Regions from separate parts of the Mus musculus genome. Here region 1 is linked to region 2. The links are chromatin loops, found by intact Hi-C in ENCODE. Cell type or tissue: heart. All regions are shown on one strand. Links, peaks and the distances in the headings refer to the core of each region. The heading gives the core; the rest is flanking DNA.

What was found. A loop is a pair of places that touch in the nucleus more often than their neighbours do. Peaks named below come from ENCODE experiments on the same cell type or tissue, not always from the same donor. Only the 100,000 strongest peaks of a DNase experiment are listed, where the experiment ranks them.
Region 1: it touches region 2 in a loop (8-fold over the local background); 17 of 42 quality-filtered maps call a loop at or near these places.

What each region holds. Positions count from the first base shown.
Region 1 is chr7:120,200,253-120,207,826 of GRCm38, reverse strand. Crym (crystallin, mu) reads left to right here and starts at 5,838. Exons shown (of 8, transcript NM_016669.2): 1 at 5,838-6,072; 2 at 6,600-6,750. The coding sequence starts at 5,903. Abca14 (ATP-binding cassette, sub-family A (ABC1), member 14) reads right to left here and starts at 3,863. Exons shown (of 31, transcript NM_026458.4): 1 at 3,768-3,863; 2 at 389-510; 3 at 1-34. The coding sequence starts at 448. In heart, for the core only: a CTCF peak has its summit at 3,829 (motif pointing right); DNase peaks (open chromatin) are centred at 1,556 and 3,826; H3K4me3 peaks cover 338 bases; H3K27me3 peaks cover 1,458 bases.
Region 2 is chr7:119,845,395-119,852,968 of GRCm38, reverse strand. It overlaps Rexo5 (RNA exonuclease 5), which reads right to left. Exons shown (of 20, transcript NM_001370778.1): 19 at 7,468-7,574; 20 at 4,026-4,237. The coding sequence ends at 4,156. Among named protein-coding and RNA genes, the nearest start is that of Dcun1d3, 47 kb to the left of the region's middle. In heart, for the core only: a CTCF peak has its summit at 3,670 (motif pointing left); a DNase peak (open chromatin) is centred at 2,048.

The DNA.
Region 1 (7,574 bases), core at 1,006-6,005, 360 kb before region 2:
TGATCTCCACCACTAAGCCAACCACATTCCGGCTCTGCAACAAAACACGGGGGCGGGGGGGGGCACGTTAGTGAACACATGAGCACATGCATGTGCGTGCTCCTGTGTGGAGCCATGGGTTAATTAACACAACAGAGACCTATATTATTCTCCTTTGTTCTACAATGAGAATGCCCTCCTCCCCGACTGTCTTCCTTATACTGCCTATGTTTCACTCTCCTACACCGATTCTGTTGACTCTCAGGCTGTTCTTCAGACTAAGCAGGGCTACCCCAGCCTTGGAACAAAAGAGAGAAAATCAACTATAATCCATGTAGTTAGTGAGCTGTTAGTTCTTCCTCTGGCTACACAGACTTCCCATCGAGCTCCCACAGACATCACCACTCACCTTTAGAAGGAAGTTTTTCCACAGGAGGACTGAAAACTGCTTCATCTGTAGTGAATCCATCTTACCAGGAAGGATGGAAGGTTGATGCTTAAGAAATGAAGATGTAACACACTTAAGGTCACCTGCCAAAATATTAAGTGTCATCAATAAAAAAGATTATTGCTTCATTTTTCCACACCTCTACTTTATAAATGGAAAGGTAACTAAAAAAAATAAATATTCTGAATTAGGTACCTGACTGCTCCTTTATACCTTCATATCAATTTATTAAAACCTTAGAGAATAGAGACGTAAGAGTGAGCAGACTACAGGTCCGTTTTCACAACAAAGATATGAAATATAAATGGAGAGTGTTAGTACTTGGGAAGCGTCTACGTGTCTCACAAACTACAGGGTTAGACACCTGTTTGATGTCTGCTCACACCGTGTTCTGTACTTTAAGCCTGTTCACAACACACCCCTTTCATCATAGTCATCGATAGTATGACATAAAAACTATGAGCCTGGGATATGAGCTCAGATCTCAATTCTTCAACATGCTGCATGCATATAATTCAGAGCAAACTAGTTAACCCACAGCTACTTATCATCTCTAAGTCAGGCAATGCTAGTCCTTACCTTACAGGGTTTCCCCTATTGGGGTCAGCTGCTACTATGCAGAGGACACTAAGGACATCACATTTTAGTCATTGTGATAAAATCCTATATAGCATCAAAATCACCAGCATGTTATTTTTTTTTTCAGGACTATCAATCACATTGAACAATTATGGGCCAATGGTTTTGACCATAAGAAACAAAAGAGAACCCTGTATTCACAGACCGAAAGACCAACCACCTTCCCAGCAGAAGCGCCCCAAAGTTGGTCTTCAGCTCAAAACCCAGCGGCCTTGAACAGGATGGTCCTAGGAATGCTGGATGGAGAAACTGTGGGGAAGGAATCAAGTTGGCAGGCCCACGATTCCTGATATCAACACTTTCTGTTTGTCAATCAGCATCAGCATAGATCAAAACTGAGAAAAGCACAGGCAGAGTCTGGAAACGCTCCATGCACCAGGGTTGACAGACATCACACTAGCTCACTCACCGGGGGAAGAACACGACTGTCACCAACTGTGCTCAACTAACTATCTCAGTGCAGAGGTGCGAAACTGGGTTTGAACCTCGTGTTGTGTGCCGTTCAGTGGCAAAATGGTCAGCGACAGGAGCCGGGGTTGGGGGAGTGGTGGCCTAAACAACAGACTCAGAATAAACAGAAGTCATGAGTCATCTCTTAACTATGCATGAGAGTTGAAGGAAGGAAGCGTTGCCAAATCAGATCCTGAACATAGAGAGCAGCCCTTACAATGCAACAAAAGACACACCAAATAAATAAGGGGCTAAATACAGTCCTAGTAAACAAATAAAAACGAGTCCTAAACAGACATTTCCACAAAGAAACAGATAGCCAAAGGCCTCATTAAAAGTTCCCCACTTTAGCACCCAGAACAAATGAGAACTAAATGTTCACTGGGCTTCAACTTCCCGTGCTATACACTAACATTCTATATCAAGGACAAAATAGAAAATAGCATGTGCCGAGAGAGGAGAAAACTGGAACCTTTGCCCACTGGTGGCACATGGGGCAGAGCGTATTGGGAAGTAGACTGGCAGCTTACTTCTCACAAAGCCAAATGTCCAATGTCTGTATAATCCTTCAGTTTCACTTCTAGAAAATAGAAATATGTCCATCCCTGTCTCCCCTCCCCCACCCCAAAGTATAGGGCCAGTGAGATGGTTTAGCAGGTAAGGATGCTTCCTTAAGGTGGATGAGCTGAGTCTGATTGCTGGACTCACGTGGTGGTGGGAGAGGAGTGACTCCCACATGCTGCCTCTGACCTCCACACACGTGCACACACATTAAATAAACAAATGTAAAATAAAACATATAAAAAATGTTCGCAAAGTCATCGTAACCCCAAGGTCCATTCAACTGATTAACAATATGGGACAAGGCAATTCCCCACCACGGAGTCTCGTTTGCCCATATAAGGAATGATGTAGGTAGGGTACCTGCTACAACAGGCAGGGACCTTGAAAGCAGTATGCTAAGCAAAGCGTATATGATTCCACTCATATGAATTGTCCAGACTTCACTAATCCAGGCACACAAAAAGAGCAGCAGTTGCCAGGGGCTGTAGGGAGTAGGCAGTGGAGAGCGACTGCTTAATAAGTGCAGGGTTTATTTGGGGAGTGATGAAATGTTCTGGAACTAGTACAGACATTGAGTGTGGTAAGGGACACTCAAAAATATGGTTAATCTTATGTTGTGTGGAACTGTAATGTTTTAAGCCTGTGAGATTAATAAAGAATTACTTTCTCATTGAAGAGGAGACACAGAAGTCAAGTGATTTGCCTCAAGTCAGGTTAAGACCAGAGTTGATCCTGGGTCCCCGAATTCCTCCTTCTAGCCCCTCAACTGTAAACAGTGTCCATATCAAAATAGAGTCGTGCTAGATGGGATGGCACATGCTGTTAATCCCAGAACTACGGAGGCTGGGGACAGAGGACTGCCATGCATTTGAGGGTAACTTGGACTATATAATGAGCCCAAGGTCAGCCAGGTCTTAAAAATAATAAAGGGGCAGGGAGGGGAGGGAAGAGAAGAGAAGGGGTCATAATCAAACTAGCCAAGCCATAAGTTGGGAAGTTAAGAGGGTAACACAGGCACACAATGTCTATCATAAAACTACCCCCAGGAAAGCCTAAGGGCCCTTTTCTTCTGTTTGCTTTCTGAGGCAGGGTCTTGTAGCCTGTTTGCCCTCAAGCTCCTGCCTCAGCCTCCACAATGCATGGGTCACTTACATATGCTCCGCACACTGCCTCTTGCTACGGAAGTCAACTCCTGCAACAAATCCCTGTCAGCCCCAAGCTCAATTTCAAAACCCAGGGCGGTATACTTCCGCCCTTAGAAGTGTCCCACCTCAACCGTCTTTGAGACTGATGTGCCTTGTATCCACAGCATGCACAGCCCAGATGTCCAGATGTTAACTCTTTAGACTAGCAGTTCTCAAAGACCCTTTCCCAGAGGTCACCTAAGACCACTGGGAAACACGTATGTTTACATTATGATTCATAACAGTAGCAAAACTATAGTTGTGAAGTAGCAACAATTTTATGGTTGGGGGTCGTCACAACATGAGGAACTGTATTAAAGGGTCGCAGCATTAGGAAGGTTGAGAACCACTGCTTTAGACAGCCAGTCCTCTCTTTTAGGCTGGCAACACACATACACAATGAAATTCGTTCCTAAGTCCCTGTGGGTGGATGTGGAGGACCCACATCGGACTCCTGGGGCGTCTAAGGGCAGCTGCAGAGCAGGTCCATCCCTGACACACACCTCTCGGACTACACAACAGCCACGGCCACCATCACAGCCACGAGGGGACGCTCGTCGCCCGGGCACCGCTCCTCTCAACGCTCTAGCCAACCGCCTGGCGGCGCAGATCCGATCCGGGTGCGCGATGGGAACCAGGCGCGCGCTGGAAGGAGCCGCCTGAGTGTAGCCCCTGTGCACTCTGGAGCCTTTTCCACTCTACTGAGTTTGGCTCACTCCTTTAGAAACAGAGATTCTCGTAGTAAAGCCAGCAAGACGGTTGAAGCGATAGCAGAACTCAGAGGTCCAGATAAAAACTTTCGTACATTTCCAATCTTTTTGTGTACGTATGTGCTTAGAAGCTGTCTTAGAGTCCGTCCATCCACAGCAAAAGAGAAGCTCCGCTATTCTAACTTCTATTTAATTTTTGATATTGTTCACTGTTGTTCTCCTTTGGTTAATTTTTATCTTTTTATTTTTTATCTTTTAATTTTTGCTGTTTTAATATTTCTCTTGAGCATTGGCTTACCTACTCTGTGTGTCCAGTAAGCCTTGCTGACTCGATATTGCTGCAGCCTGGGGACTGGACTGTTTTGCTGCACTCTCACCTTTAGTGTGTTGGTATCAGTCTAGGGAGCAGCAAGTGACATGACCCACTTCTTTCTAGATCTGTAGGGGGCAGCAGAAAATTTCCCCAGGCAGAGATACTGCTTCAGGGAAGGCGGGGAAGAGACGCAGCAGCTTCCCCTACATTACTACTGAGTTTATTAATAGTAGTCTTTCTCGAAAGTCATTACTACACTTAATAATAGTTGTATTGTTTTAATAGTAATAAAAATTAAAGCTGGCTCTGGTGGTGTACACCTGTTGTCCTAGCATTTGGGAAGTCAAGGCCAAGCCTTGACTACATAGGAATTTTGAAGCCGGGGGTGGCCTAGGTGAGACCCTGTCTCAACAAAACAAAACAAAACAAAACAAAACAAAACAAAACGGGCAGCCGAGATGACTCTGCTGTTGGAGCTCTTCTAGAGGACCCTAGTTCACTTCATAGTATCCATGTAGGGTGGCTTACACCTGTAACCTCCAGTTCCAGGAGATCTGATGCCCTCTTCTGGCTTCCTTGGAAATGTGCACACATGACACACACATACACACACACACACACACACACACACACACACACACACACACACATGCCCCAAATGAAACCTAACTGCTGCGGACTCCCAGGATGACCTTGGACAAACCCTGGAGCTAACAAGAGCATCTGCATACCTCGGTGACTGTTGATGTAGTCAAACGAGATAGGCTGTTCCTGCTATGAGTATTTGCAGCCCTAGTTTTCTTTGCTCCTTCCTGACACCTTACCACTCTGGGGCAGAATAGTCTATTTTCTTTGAGTTCCCGGAAGCACTTTCTCCAATTACTGGTCAAGGTTAGGCGTCACTACTCCATCAATAGTAGAACATTAGGCATCACTGCCTAGAGTCCTGCTTTTAAATACAATATGAACTCCTTGGGGAAAACAAATACACAGACTGCATTTTGGCTCTTTACATGATGGAAGCCATTACCCTTGTCTGAGACTTCAAGGTGAAGGTTGTTTTGTTTAACCTGGGTCAACTTTACGTTTAACGCAACAGTTAAGGACTAGGGGTGGTGTGGGAAGGAGATTGGGAATAGAAGAAACTCCAGAAATAGACAAAATTAAAACTATAACAAAACCCTCCAAGCCCCTTCTCATCTGCCTTTCTCACAATACTACCCCCAGGGGATCTGGTGTGGAAGAGCAAGGTGGAACCAGAAAGTCCTCTACACACACACACACACACACACACACACACACACACACACACACACAAACACACACACACACAGCGTGCCCAGGAATGTCAGTTGGCTAATTACAGGAATGGGAACAGCTGACTCAAGAATCATCACTCCCAGCCTGCCGCCTTGATTCCAATCTTAGGGAGAAAGCCCTGGAATCCAAGGAGTTGGGGTGGGCGGCAGGGGCGCGGCCCGAGGGGCGGCAGGGGCGGCGATGCTCCGCCCCAGGAGGCCCGCCCAACACTGCTACTCAGGCAGTCCGCTCATTTAGGGCTCAGCTCCTGGAACGTGGAGTGTGTTTCAGCCCGGGTTCGAAGGCAGGCGGCGAGATGAAGCGGGCGCCAGCGTTCCTGAGCGCAGAGGAGGTGCAGGATCACCTTCGCAGCTCCAGCCTTCTCATCCCACCCCTGGAGGCCGCACTGGCCAACTTCTCCAAAGGTCCCGACGGAGGGGTCATGCAGCCAGTGCGCACCGTGGTGCCTGTAGCCAAGCACCGAGGGTGAGTGTAAGGGACCAGAAGGGGATGGGAGAAAGGGGAAAGAAAGGCGCGAAGGGACGCTGAGGAAAGCGATAGGAGAAGGGAGGAGAGGGCTTGTTGATCTCTGCTAATAACAGCTGCTACTTAAGGGGCACTAACCCACCGGGCTTCTACCAAGAAAGCGCTTTTCAGGTGCCACCTGCTGTAATTCAACTCCCTGTCCTTGGAAAGGGAGGTACCAGGGCTGTTGCTCTGCTAGTTGAAAACTGAGAGGTAGAGCGATTTGCGGAAGCTTACAGAGCCAAGAAGTGGCTGAGCTGTGTGATGGCTTTCTGGTCCAGAGCCAGACCGTGAGTCCAGCCTCAGGGAAGGGCAGAAGGGCAGAGGAATGAGCGCAAACGGAATGGCGTGCCAGCACAGCATTAATGGAGGAGGGAAGATGAACGGGACTTCATTGAACACTCAGCATTGACTGGAAGGAGTTGAAATTGCGCTCTCTCTCTCTCTCTCTCTCTCTCTCTCTCTCTCTCTCTCTCTCTCTCTCTCAGCTTCCTGGGAGTCATGCCTGCCTACAGTGCTGCTGAGGATGCGCTCACCACCAAGTTAGTCACCTTCTATGAGGGCCACAGCAACACAGCGGTCCCCTCCCATCAGGCATCGGTGCTTCTCTTTGATCCCAGCAATGGCTCCCTGCTGGCGGTGAGCAGTCTCTTCTCCTCTGGGGCAGAGAGGGTAGAGGAAGCCTCCCCTGGAATAGAGAGTGTTCCTTGGGCCCAGAATTAAGCCTAGACGCTAGTGAGAAGTAATATGATTGCAAGCGACCAGACAGGAGACATCAATGGTGATCCGTGACAGCACCTGTTTCTAGGGCCGCTTGTGCCTATAGCGGTGGCGAGTGTGTGGCTGTAGAAGTAACGATCCTGTTGTTCATGCTTATGGTCTTGTAACACGCTCAGATACACCAAGTGCGCAGCTTGAACTAAAGCAGTAGCTGAAGGGACTTTTATTCATTGAAGCCCTCCCTGTATGGAGGAAAAGACACAGTAACCTGTGGGTGTCTTCCTGACATCTATCTTTATCATCTAGCAAGGTATAACAGGAGCAGTAACTCACATTTACCGAGCAATTGGGGAGATGTGGAACTCTAAGCACATTACCTGTACAATTAAAACTACCCAGGAGCAACATGATATTGTTACCCCACTTCAGGGATGCAACAGCTGTGCTCAACTGAACCCCCTAATAAGAAGCAAGGCTGGACTAAGTTCTACTGCTTTATCTGTTTGCTTGCTTGCTTTGTGTCCCAGGACACACACACACACACACACACACACACACACATATGAAATCCTCCTGCCTCAGCCTGTCAAGTGCTGAATATGAACTGGGCATTTCCTGTTAAGTTTTGTTGAGATTTCTGAGGCTTAGGTGAGACCCTCGGTTTGAGGTCACACAGCCGGGAAGTGAGATCGCTCCTAGGTCCACTTGATTGACCGTGGTGTTGATACTCTTACCTCCTAGAG
Region 2 (7,574 bases), core at 1,471-6,470:
ACCTTAGGTATCACAGTTCCCATGAGAAATAAAAAGACAGTTTTGAGCTCTATGTTAAATACATGGGTGGTCCCTAGGTCTAATTAGGCTTGCAATGATTAAGTTTATTTTTTAATTCATCTGCAAAATAAAGGGCATTGGTATTAGGATTTAAGAAAAAGTCTGTGAAACACCCATGATATCTCATAGTTAGTGCCTCATAGTTAAGCCTCCTTAAGGTTCATCAAAAAGATGTTAAGGGTATTGTGTGGTGGTGGTGGTTGTGGGCACAGCTGTTGTGGGGGATGATATTTGACCTTTCCTCTCTTAGTGGGGTGGGGATTAGATAAGCCCTTTCAGTTGGGAAGGTTGACTACACTCCCTAGAAAACTTACCCTTGCTCCACAATCCTCTCATTGACTCCTGGGCTTGTTTCTTCTGTGCTTTGTCCCTTCTATTAAGCACAGATAGGCTCTACAGTAGTAGAGTGGACAGGAAGACACCCAACTGAATGTTAACAGAGTGGTGAATGGATTACAAGATGATAAAACCCTATTTTCAACTAAAACGATTGGCAAAAAAAAATTTTATACAGTTACCAGATGAGCTTAATTGCACGTGGAATGGAATTCTACCAAGGAAGTATGCTAAAAAGTCCAGAGGGATAGAGAAGAATCACTTTAATTCTGGCCTCTCCTAGTGAATCCTCAAAGCAGATTGCTAAATTGGCTCTAGAAGTCATCCCTCTAGGCCTGGGTTTTGACCCAAATTATAAAAGAAAAAAAGTATATAATTGGATAAATTTATCTATATATGAGAAGAAGCTGCTGTATGTCAAGGTAGTGTCAGGAAGAATAAAGGTCAAGTCATTAGAAATACAATTGGCCAGTGGATACTTACATGAATTAGGACTTTAAATTACAAGATTTCCATGCTTTAAAAAGCAAGCTAGAAGCACATTATTTTTTTTTGAGACAGGGTTTCTCTGTGTAGCCCTGGCTATCCTGGAACTCATTCTTGTAGACCAAGCTGGCCTCAAACTCAGATCTGGCTGCCTTGGCCTTTGCTGGGATTAAAGGCGTGCGCTGCCACCACCACCCAACCTAGAAGCACTGACAAAGGGACACCATATTTCATCCGTAAAAGCAGTTGGCTTCGCATTAGAACAGGCAACAGATATATACCAGCCACTGAAGAATATCTAGCCAAGAAGCTTCTGAAAAATAGCCCGGCATGGTGGCACACGCCTTTGATCCTAGCACTTGGGAGGCAAAGGCAGGCAGATTTCTGAGTTCGAGGCCAGCCTGGTCTACAGAGTGAGTTCCAGGACAGCCAGGGCTATACAGAGAAACCCTGTCTCGAAAAAAAAAACAAAAAACAAAAACAACAACAACAAAAAAAGAGAAGAAGCTTCTGAAAAGCTGAATGCCCAATCTAAATGGTACTCCAGAAAATAGTAGTTGAACATCTGAAATTGTTCTTTAATGCATCACAGTGGCAGAGAATTGAGGCAATGCTGGCAAACAGAAATATCTTTCTGTAATTAAAAGAACCATTAACGTGCATTAATACAGTAGCTTTTCTCTTAGAAGCTGTGTAAAGACATAACTGCAGCTTCAGAGTCAGCAAAGTAGAAGTCAACAAAGTTTTAGAAATTATGAGTTATATTACTTACTATATTATTCAGCTATTTAAAAAGATCTGAATAATGACAGAAAAAACTTAACCTTGTAAAATATTGGCAGTCATTGATTCTGGGTAGTTAAGTGTGTCTTTTTATTTTCCAAATTTACACTGACTTTCCTATTTATTTTATAAGAGGTCATTTTCAGAGAGTCAAGGAAATAAACAAATGTAGCTTAGTGTTCTGAACAATCCCAATATAGGGACAGGAATTCGAAACCAAATTGGGTTCTGTAAAAACCTCTTGAGTTGCCCTTTCCTTAAGACTGCTCCTTGGGCAGCTGTCTTGGCAGCTCAGCATTGGCTGCCTAGAAGGGTGTGGGAGGAACAATGTGCAAACGCACGTATGAATGGAATGTGTGTTTTGCAAGAGGCCAAGTTGGCAGCTTTGGTTTCCAAAAGGTGGGAGCATCAGCTGGAAGAACACAGTGTGCAGAATCTTCGGAGGCTTTTGCGGGCCAGGTCCATTTCTTCAGTTTTGCAGTTGGGGCCTGGGGGAAACCCTCATCCATTCTGAAGGAAATGGAGTGCCTTAGGTTCAGAGTGCCTTGATGGCTTCTTGGAACAGTTTGCAAAATCCCCTAATGTTTGCCACTTATGTGCTCTTAAGTTGGACTTTTTCTAACAACCATGAAGTAGGTTCTGAGCTCCCATTTTAAGCAGGGTCTCATAGGAAAATAGCATTTTTACTGCTGTTCTTGACATGTTCCACAAATGGAACTTTGAAGTCTCATACTTATTAAAAGTAGGTATTTCCTCATCTTATACAGCTATGGAAATGAACTCAGAATGACCCAAACACACAGCAACAGAACCAAAGTTCTAACCCAGGCCTGTCTATGTCCAGGAGAGGCACTGTCTATTTGGACCGGAGCCTCAAGGGGTAGATACTAATTGAACCCAAGCTGGAAAAGAAACTCAAGTTAGCCCAAGTTTCCTCCAGTGGAGGACTCCAGGAAAATGTGTGTCAATTTCACATCAAACCTTTGTTCTACTTAGGGTCCAACTTATAGAGAGGCTACATACATTTAAGGGTTAAACACTATCTAAGTGCCCAACTTTAAAGTTTCAGAACTATTTCTTTTCTCTCCTAACTATAATAATGCTGAACTTTTTTTTTTAAAGTAAAAACCAGGGCATCACTATGTAGCCTTGTGGCCTGGCTTTCAGACTCAGATCCACCTGTCCCTGCCTCCAGAGTACATGCATCACCAAGCTTGCTTGGGTTTTCTTGTTTTGTTTTTAGTTCTTAACCTCAGATATCAAAGCCTTTTGTAAAATATGATTTACCTGTCATACTATTCAGAAATACTGTTAACATCCTGGCATATAGCATTCCAGGCTGGGTTCTAATTGTATGCATAGCTTTGTATATTTACCCTACACATCAGGAATCAAAACTATATAGTACCCCTTCACATGCACAACTATGAACAACTAAGTGAAGTTATCTCCATGGTAAATTCTGAGAGCCCGATGAGGTGCTTTTGATCTCAGAAGGCAGAGACAGGTGGATCTCTTTGAGTTTGAGACCAGCATAGTGGACAGCCTGGTTAGCTACATAAAGTGAGACCCTGTCTCAAAAAGCCAAATAATAATAATTCTATGAGATACTAGCATCTGCTTGTGAATTAATAGTATTCAACTTATATTGAGCAAATAATTAAAACAGCTAGGATTTGAAGGGGGATGTGTGCACACTCATTCCTTTCTAATAACCCTATGGTATCTTCTACCCTACGCCCCGCTCCCCTTTTTTTAATACAAGTATCTTAACTACTCTCACTTTTTCAAGTGGAATTATAGGATCTGTGTATACAAAGCAAGGTTCTTGGTGTGTGTGTCTGAATTTACTTTCTCAGGATCAGTTAATATCTACAAGATTAGGAATTGTGGAGCCATGTCCCATCTTTCCAACACAGCATTACCTGTGAGAGTCACCTTAAAACTTAGCACTGTGAGTTTGAAGTTTCCAGTTTCCAAGTAGTGCCCTGTCCGATGGGGACACCTGCTGGTGAAGAGTGATGCTGCAGCTATATCCCAAGGAGGAGGAATTCCCAAACATGGGATTGAAAGCTAAGTCTCTTCCACTCTCTTTGCTTTTGCCAGATGTTTGTTCAGCCTATCTCCACCCCCTGGCCCCCTTTTCTAACAGATGCCAAGGAGTCAACAGTTTAGCCAGTTACTTACAGAAACTTGACAAACTGGCTGGATTTTCTTTTCTTGGCCTCAGTATATGTCATTTAATGGTAGTGCTACAGGAATCAATCAGTACCTGTGTAATAAACTCAGACACAAAATACTCATCCACCCCCACCCTCCCCCAGCATTACCACCACCACCACATCTAAGAGGAGGAAATGTTTTGAGTTTTAGGCATTTATTGGAATTTTGAACATGACAATATACTTTAGAGGGTATCCCAAAGCTATCTGAAAGAGGGAGAGGCTTGCCATCATTGCATGTGAAATGGCACTTGGAAAGTGCAGAGACTCACACTCTCACGCCTGGGGTATCACTTTCTTCTTCCTCTTTTATTTTCATCAGTCCTAGGCCAGGGTGCGACCCAAAAGCACTGCAATAAATAAAAACAAAGACATGCTGGGTTTTGTTTTTTTGCCTTTTGTTTTTTCAAGTCAATGTTTTCTCTGTGTGTAGCTTTGGCTACACAGTCACTCTGTAGACCAGGCTGGCCTCAAACTCATAGATATCCACCTGCTTCTGCCTCTTGCGTGATGTGATTAAAAGTGTGTGCCACTATCCCCTGGCTGAGGAAGTAAGTTTTTAAGTAGGCATGTGCCATACACCAAGAGGCAGCTTTTGTAAAGTTGCCTGCTGGAGAGGGCTCAGTGAAGAAGCCTGATTCATATCCTAGCTCTGCCACTTAACAGATCAGTGGCACCAAGGTTTAAAGAAGCATAGTAGTAACCAGCATTTACTGGGTTCTTTTGTAAAATCAAGTATGGACAGTTTTAAACACTTGTATCACTGGGCTGCTTTTAAGTTTTAAAAAGACAAGTATTCATTCCATCTTCCAAGGAAAGACTCAGATATAACTTGTTTAAATCATACAGTTGCAAATAAGAACCAGGTTTCAGTAATGAGAATCTGTCCTTAGAGTCCCTAGAAACTAGTGTTAGTCTTTTCAGTTTACTTAAAGCTTTGTTAGTACTACTTGAAAATCTTTCTATTGCTTCTTTAATGATGCATGTTATTGGAATAGTGCTTTGATACCTGTTAGTTCACGGTCACATTTTTATGAATATTCATAGGACTGGGTTAAGAGAACTAATGGAGCTTTTTGATACAAGACAGGCAGAAAATGAGTAAAACACAAATGGTTAACTAGCAAGTTAGTAAGTACTAAGTCTTTTATGCAGGTTTCTGGAGTCAGATCATTATGGTTGAAAGCCTGACTAGTTACACTTACTGAGTGACCTTGGTAAATTACTTAACAGAGGCATTACTGCAATGTTTGTGCTTAGTAAGAACATGAATAATTTAATTCTGACCCAGAGTCTATCTATGTAGCACAATACTTGCTTATTAAGGGTTTGACAGATCTCCATGTGTCAGCCAGTGAGTTTCCTGGATCCCTGCCCACCTGCACCACACCAAACCTTATGGGTGTAAACATACTGTGTCCTGGCTAACTTTGGTGAGTATCCTAAACACTTACCTACCTGCCCTGTTCCTAAGCCTGAGGCTCACTGTTAGTGACCCTATGTTCCTGCTTAGCTAAGACCTTGGCTCACCCAATTGGCTCGGCTTGTATAACAGCTATGCAACGCATTTACTGTTCCTGCTTACCACTGAATTGGAATTAACCCTGTTCATCCAATCCAAAATCAACATTTAGTATCTGAAGGATTGACTACCAACTCTTGATACTCAATCTGAAGCCAACCAAGCATGGGCAACAAAACCAAAACTTCCAATCAACAGAGGTGGGCTAGAATCAGACATATAACCCACAAAATTGTTCTCCATGACCAAGTCACATTGCAAAAACATAAATATTAAAGGCTAAGAGATTATATCCCCCTATAAACCCAGGAGTCCTGTATAAATATTCTCTAATAAAAACTACCTAGTGTTAAATTTAAAAGAAAATCATAAGCACCATCAGAAACCAGTAAACAACTCAGTGAACTTAAAGACGATCAGAATAAATCCAAGATAATACTGAATGTGACTGAATGAAATGACAAGACAGTTCAAGATCTGAAAGCTAAATTCAGTAAAAGGTAGCAATAATGAAACTGGAAAACTCAATAATGTAATTTTAACTCTCGGGAAAGCCTTACCAGCAGCGTGGATCAAGAAGAGAGACTATGACTTGAAGATAAAGTAGAAGAATTAAGGGTGGAGAGATGCTCAGTGGTTCTGAGCATTCACTGCTCTTGCAGAGGGCACAAGTTCAGTTCTTAGTTGCCAGCTATAACTCTAGCTCCAGAGGATCTGCTGCACTCACACTCGTGTGGCACACATACACACATATACAAATAATTAGACTACACATGTAAAGCATATGAAAAATTAACAAATCTACAAGAAAGGGATTTAAAGAACTGAGAAGGCCAAATCTAGCCAGATGTGGCACACACCTTTAATACCAACTGCCAGGGCTATGTAGACAGAACCTGTCTTCCTAAACCATAAAAAGACCAAATTTACAAATCACAGGCACAGATGAAGGACAGGAAGCCCAAGTTAATGACACAGACCAGAACTTTAACAAGATCATACAGGAAAACTCCCCCAAATTAAGGAGATATTACTCAAACTATTATTTGTAGCACAGTACTACTAGAATATCAGAATCTTGAAATACGTTTAACAGTGGCCCAAAGTCCTTATGTAGCTGAGGTTGGCCTTGAACTCCTTATTCCTCTGTCTCAACTTAATAGGTGCTAAGATTACAGGTATGCACTACTAAACCCAGCTTTTTTATGTTGAAGCAACCCAGTTTGAGCTGGCAGGAATGGCTCAATGGGCATGTGACAGCTGATCTGAGCACATGTATGTAGTCTCCAAAGATAAATGAATAAGACAACAAAGAAAACCTTAAGAAAGAATAGTTCAATAATTTTCTAACTACTCCAAAAGTCTCACTGTCTCTCTTCTCTGTGGCATGTGTGTATACACATGCACGCACACACACACTCACCTCAGAACTGTACTGTTTCAACATTAATTTTATAAGTATTTATCATATTTTATGTTTTGAAGGATCACTGACTTACTGCAAATCCCTCACTGGAGAATTTTGTTTTCATATGTTTTCATAATGTACTCCATGACTGGCTATCAACTCAGAATCAGTCTTTCAACTACTATGACCATCTTCCCAGCGAGCTTGGTCACTTGTTAAAAATATGTAATAGGAGGTAGGACCAGACTCACACAGCCTATTTCAGTATTTGTTAGGCTTAAAATTAGAAAGTTTAAAATTGTGCTTCAAAAGCAGAGGTAGCAATGAAGTGAAGAACAAGGAAGTCATGTTTATACTTCTAATCTGTGAAGAGGGTAGGCCTGATAACAGCTAAGCCTGGGCCCTGTGATAGGAAACCTTATCCTGTTGTCACTTTAGGTACCTATTTACCTCAGACAATGCACTGCATCAGAAGTACCAATACGTTCAAGCATACATGTGAAAAGGAATGTAATGTCTAGCTATGAGAACTATGATAAGAACCCATGCAAATCCTCATTATGCTTGGACACAATTCGACTAAAGGTATTTCCTTGGGGACAGCTAAATTCCAAGGGTCAGAATCATGAGGCCAACACATCAAATCTTACTTCTTGGTTCCTGGCATCAGGATGAGGCAGAAGGTGCCTGGGCTCAGGCTGTGGTAGAGCTTTTCAATCTTCCGGCTCCAACGCCAAGCTACTATCTTTGGGTGGTT